2 separate regions of the Homo sapiens genome follow, and region 2 is linked to region 1. The links are chromatin contacts, found by Hi-C or POLR2A ChIA-PET in ENCODE. All regions are on one chromosome and are shown on one strand. The core of a region is the stretch at or near the end of the contact, and the rest is flanking DNA. Distances in the headings are between cores, read along the strand shown.

Region 1 (2,886 bases), core at 143-2,642:
CTGTGTCTTTTCCCCATCCCCTTTCCCCCAAAAGACAGCTGGGTTTCAATATTAAAATCAGCGCTTTGGAGTCTGACCAAGGTGAATTCATATTCTTGCTCCACCCCATCCTGGCTTGGGCAGGTGCCTGGCTGTCCTCACCTGGAAACTGTGGCCTCCATCCTGCCTCCCAGACCTAGTCACAGCCATGAGGATGCCAGCCAGGAAAGTGAAAGAATGCCCGCCCTGAACAGGAGCTCAACAAATGGAGCCATTCTGCTTCCATGGCACCTGATGCCTAATTCTGCAGTTGCTCCCAGTTTCCCTCTTTTCTTCCACCCTCCAGACCATATTGTGCTACTAACAAGAACCACCACGTACTGAGCATTCGTGCCTTCCCAGCACTGTGCAAAGAATTTTGCTCCTGTAATCCTCACAACTCCTGGATTTGGGTTCTGCCCTCTGCTCCCAGAGCTCTGTCTACATTTCCCAAGGGTACCACTCAAATAACAGCGCATTGCTGTGAAGATCAAAGCAATAGGTTCACAGTGGGAAAAGAAGAGGAAGACATGAAGGGGCACCTAATGGGGTGACCAGCCCTCCAGGCTTGCCCAAGGCTGAGGACCAACCTGAACGGACGGTCACTCTAACAATCCAGTCATCCACAATGTCCAGGATGCCTGAAAATATCTTTTGCTGCTATAACAATGGCTCAGAAACCCACCTGACGATTTTGGAAGGTACTTAACTTCTCTGAGCCTCAATTTCATCATCTAAAACAGGGATAGCAATGGCTACCTCCTCACGGGGCCGCTGGAGAGATAAAAAGGGAAGAAGTGCATCCAGCATCCTCGCAGCATTCGTCTCATGGTGAGCCTTCCTCCACAGGTGTCAGCATCAAGTCCTGGAAATCACACCTGGGCTTGTCCACCTGCCAGCCACCACCCCTGGCCACTTCCTTATTCTCTCCAAATCTCAACTACCCGAACTTAATCAGTTCAAGCCAGGCACAGTAGCTCACACCTGTAATCCCAGCAATTTGGGAGGCTGAGGTAGGAAGATCCCTTGAGACCAGGAGTTTAAGATCAGCCTGTTCCACACAGCAAGACTCCATCTCTACAAAATATTCTTTTTTAAAATCGGCTCAGTGGGGAGATTAAGTAAGTTATAGACAGCTTGTGAAGAAGAAAAGAGGAGGAAGAAAAAAGAGAAGGAAGAAGAAGAAGAAAAGGAGGAGGAGGGGGAGGAGGAGGAGGCAGAGAGAGAGAAAGAAGAAGAAGAAGGCGGCAGAGAGAGAGAGAGAGAAAGAGAGAGTGCTAGCTGAAAAGAGCATTTTGCCTAGACTCCACTGACCAGGCCTCACAGTTTTTAGAAAAAGGAAGAAGACAAACCTCACAGATGCAGACTGGCTGGAAAACCCCAGTCCCTCAGTTCTTAACCACCAGACAGGGAAGTCTTGGCCAAACAATGGTGGAACAGATTCTTTGAGGGACAGACAAGAGACAGAGGGGGACAGAGGGCCCCAGCTTCAGCCTGATGCTTGGGTTTGAAATGTCCAATCCACCAGCACACCTGACACTCCTTGGCAGGAAGAGGACAGAAACCCTGGCAATCTGGGGGGAGGCACAGCCTGTTCACAGAATCAGAAATGTGGGAGCAAAAGTCATGGCCTTTGGTTCAGAAATGCCAAACATCTAATCACCTCCGGCAAAGTCCCTGGCCCAGTTCCATGTTATTGTGACCTCTGAGTCCTGGCCGAGTGCAGGGCAAACTCCACTACCTGCTCGGTGGCCCACGGGTCCCTTGCTCCTGGCACTGGGGTCCTGTTTCTTTTTACCCTTTCCAACTGGGCTATCTGGCAGGGATCAATCAGTCCCCACATAGAAGACACACTGGCAGGGGTCTCCAAGGCCTTTATGTGAAGGTCGGTGGCTTGGACGTTACTATTTTTTCAAATGGATTAAATGCCAATGGCATGCTGAGCCCACGGAGAAATCAGAGGTAGACAGTCGGCAGGCAGGCACTCTGGGGAGATAAACAGATGCGTGGCATTCCACAGCTCTGAGGAAAGATGCCCCTTGAAGCTAGGGAGAAGCTTTTGTCCATGCTGCCACCTTTAGGGGCTTTCTCAGAAATTCCCACTCCTACGCTCAGTGACGGGATCATCAGAGCCTAACAGCTTCTTGGCCATGGTCGTGCACAGCCATCGCCAGCCACCCTGGAGATGGCAGGCTGTGCTGGGACGGCCCTTTGCTCCCTGCACCCCAGGTGCTCCATCATGACAGGGCAGCTGGAGGCAGGAGCAGCCCCACTGTGTTCTTCACAGCCACCCTAGCTTGGATCAGCTGGTCCCTCTCCTGGGGCTAAAGCAGCGAAGGATTTACATCAACCCAGAAGGAAAAGCCACTGCTTTTGGAAGGGGCCAGGGAAGTGCAGCAGGAGGGGTCAGCAGAGCAAGAGAGGACAGGGACCCACCATGATGATGAAACTGATGACTTCTGTTGCCTCCAGTTGATCGCCCCACTCACCCTCAGCACCTGTACCAGCCTGTGCTCGCCTCCCGCTGTTGCAGGTGTGGAGGCTCAGGACACGCGGGGTGGGGGCAGCCCCTGAGTTCTCCTGCTGTGGAGGGACAGCTCTGACAGGAGTTAGGTTCCTACACTGATTTGGGACAATTACTCTTTCTCTGGGCTTCAGTTTCCTCATTTGCAACATAAAAAGCTTGGGTTTGATGGGTTTTTGAAGGTCCTTTGAGCTCTCTGATTCAGCAATGTGAGTGGAGTCTAGCCGGGAATGGCCCCCAAATGTGCGGCTGGCCCCATCTCTGTGGAGGGATGGAGATGGAAAATCAGGATGTGGTGGCAGGGCTGTCTGTGGGATTCTCCTGGGAGCAATGCTCTTCCCCAT
Region 2 (2,700 bases), core at 20-2,519, 120 kb after region 1:
TTATTTTTTGTAGAGGTGGCGTCTTGCTATGCTGCCCAGTCTGAACTTGAACTCCTGGCCTCAAGTGATCCCATACCTTGGCCTCCCAAAGTGCTGGGATTAGAGGGGTGAGGGACCTTACCCAGCCTTAAGTGTTTTCTTGATGCTGCTCTGTATTGTTTAATTGTTTTGATCAATATGTGGTACTTTTCTGATTATTTTAAAATACCATAAAAAGCTGAGACAATTGTGTACCAGTTATAAAGAGGACTGCACATTTTTTATACTCGTTATCCAAAGCAGCAGCGCACAGGCAGAGTGAAAAATCCAGCCACAGCTGTGTGATTTAGAGGACAGTCCAACGCTCCAGGTCCCTCTTGCTGTCAGACAGCACCAGGTCACCAGACCTAAATGCCCCAACAATGCCTGAGTCTGCAGTGCTGAGAGGGTACCCGTGTCCAGCTTGGGAGGCCCACCTTTTCACTCCAAGGTCACACTGCAGGTCCCCAGGCCTTTGGCCCCAGATGTACCTGTCCCTTAACTTTCCCTTAAAATCAAATCTTAGGTTCTTACAAACCACCCCAATAAACTCAAAACTCGTGTTATGAAATTCCTTTACTAGTAAATATGCTGTCACTTGGAGACATTTTGCTTACTCCAGGCTGTACATTGGTTAAAGGCCTTCCACTCATCCTTGCCGTCTCTTCTTGAGGAATCACCTGCTGCAGACTTGGCTAATCATAAACCAAGGGGAAAAAAGTCAGAATTCACAACAGTGTTCACTTTAAAAGTTTAAAAAAAAAATGTGAGAGGAGAGGTGGGTATTACAATTTACCTCATCCGCGTGATTATTCACTTGTTGAATTGAAATTGAAGGGAAATTTGCGACTTGCACAAAGACAGGAACCTCTGCTGGAGACTTCCATCTGGGGAGCAGATTTATAAGCCTTTGGAGATGCGGAATAACTTTCCTGTAATGAAGCGCAAGCAAGACCACCCCCTCCAAATGGCGTGTAGGGCCCAGGGAAAGCTAAAATGCACAAAGACACCCAGACGGGAGGGTTTGAGAGGCGTCAGGGTTGAAACCTGAATAAAGCCAACCTTTTAAAAGTGAGTTCGTAGAAATGAGCTGTTCTGTACGTGCTGTTGTTTTTTTTGTTTTGTTTTGTTTTGTTTTGTTTTTTAATGACTTCTCAACCAGGCGGCTGCTTAGGGCTTTGAAAGCTCAATTTGAAATACAGGGAAGGAAGTGACAGAGCGTGATGCAGCCAGGCAGGTGCCTGTCTCAAGTGGAACATGGGCAGACCGTTGCAGAAGAGCGGGAGGGCTGGCAGGAGCCCCAGTGTCGTGCCGGAGCGGCTGGCTGCGCTCTCCACAGCCTCCCCTACAAACCACATGTTGGCCAGTAAACAGAAAGACCAACCGCTTGACGTGTCCTGAAATGGAATTACCAGTGGGCGATATAATAGCAAGATTCAAAGCAGGAAGCAAATAGCTTTTTCTACAAGTTTATTGTCAGAAACATTTTTCCACTCATTTTTTTTTTTTTTGCTTTGCTTTTGCAATACAGTAATGAAGGAGGACCCCAAAATGCTATTCTGGGGAACTGGAAAGAGTATTAATTCTCAGTGCTAAAGATGACACAGACCACAAAAATAAAAACAAAATACAAAAATAAATAAACAAGATTGAAAGGAGGGACTGGAATAGATATTTGTACCTCCATGATCACAGCAGCATTATTCACAACGTGGATGAACATTGAAGACATTATGCTCAGTGAAACAAAAGGGCAAATACTACATGATTCCACTTGTATGAGGTCCCTAGGAGTAAACTCACAGAGACAGGAAGTAGAATGGGGGCTGCCAGGGGCTGGGGGAGGGAGAATGGGGAGTTGGTGTTTAATGGGTACAGAGTTTCAGTTTGGGAACATGAAAAAGTTCTAGAGATAGATGGTGGTGATGGCTGCACAACATGGTGAATGTACTTAGTGCCACTGAGCTGTACACTCAGAAATGGTTAAGATGGTAAAATGCATGTTACATATGTTTTACCACAATAAAAAAATAATCAGGCCACACACAGTAGTCATGCTTGTAATCCCAGCACTTTAGGAGGCCAAGATGGGAGGATCACTTGAGCCCAGGAGTTCAAGACCAGCCTGGGCAACATTGGGAGACCTCGTCTCTACTTTTTTTTTTTTTTTCACATTTTACAACTAAATCTTTATTAAATAATTATTTCACAAGTTAGTAATATAATTATTCTTTTTTTTTTTTTTTGAGACGGAGTCTCGCTCTGTCGCCCAGGCTGGAGTGCTGTGGCACGATCTCGGCTCACTGCAAGCTCTGCCTCCTGGGTTCATGCCATTCTTCTGCCTCAGCCTCCCGAGTAGCTGGGACTACAGGCGCCCACCACCACGCCCAGCTAATTTTTTGTATTTTTTAGTACAGATGGGGTTTCACCATGTTAGCCAGGATGGTCTAGATCACCTGACCTCATGATCCGCCCGCCTCGGCCTCCCAAAGTGCTGGGATTACAGGCGTAAGCCACCATGCCCGGCCTTTATTGATATTCTTCTTCAGGTACTAGACTTCCTATGCATCCTAAACTGACTTTTTTATTATTATTATTATACTTTAAGTTCTAGGGTACATGTGCACAATGTGCATGTTTGTTACATAGGTATACATGTGCCATGTTGCTTTGCTGCACCCA

What was found. A loop is a pair of places that touch in the nucleus more often than their neighbours do. ChIA-PET counts read pairs that join two places held with the same protein, here RNA polymerase II (POLR2A). Pooled maps may share reads with other maps.
Region 2: a pooled map shows a loop between it and region 1 (2.5-fold over the local background). The contact joins two enhancer-like sites. A Hi-C loop is called at or near these places in 3 of 50 pooled maps. POLR2A ChIA-PET finds 5 or more read pairs at or near these places in 3 of 52 experiments (Caco-2, H1 and activated B cell).

Annotation. Positions count from the first base shown.
Region 1 is chr6:6,822,324-6,825,209 of GRCh38, forward strand. No RefSeq gene overlaps it. Among named protein-coding and RNA genes, the nearest start is that of LINC03055, 62 kb to the right of the region's middle. Within about 2 kb of position 1,393, at least 3 of the 41 ENCODE cell types and tissues checked have a DNase peak (open chromatin) inside an H3K27ac peak, as active enhancers do.
Region 2 is chr6:6,941,747-6,944,446 of GRCh38, forward strand. No RefSeq gene overlaps it. Among named protein-coding and RNA genes, the nearest start is that of LINC03055, 57 kb to the left of the region's middle. Within about 2 kb of position 1,270, at least 6 of the 41 ENCODE cell types and tissues checked have a DNase peak (open chromatin) inside an H3K27ac peak, as active enhancers do.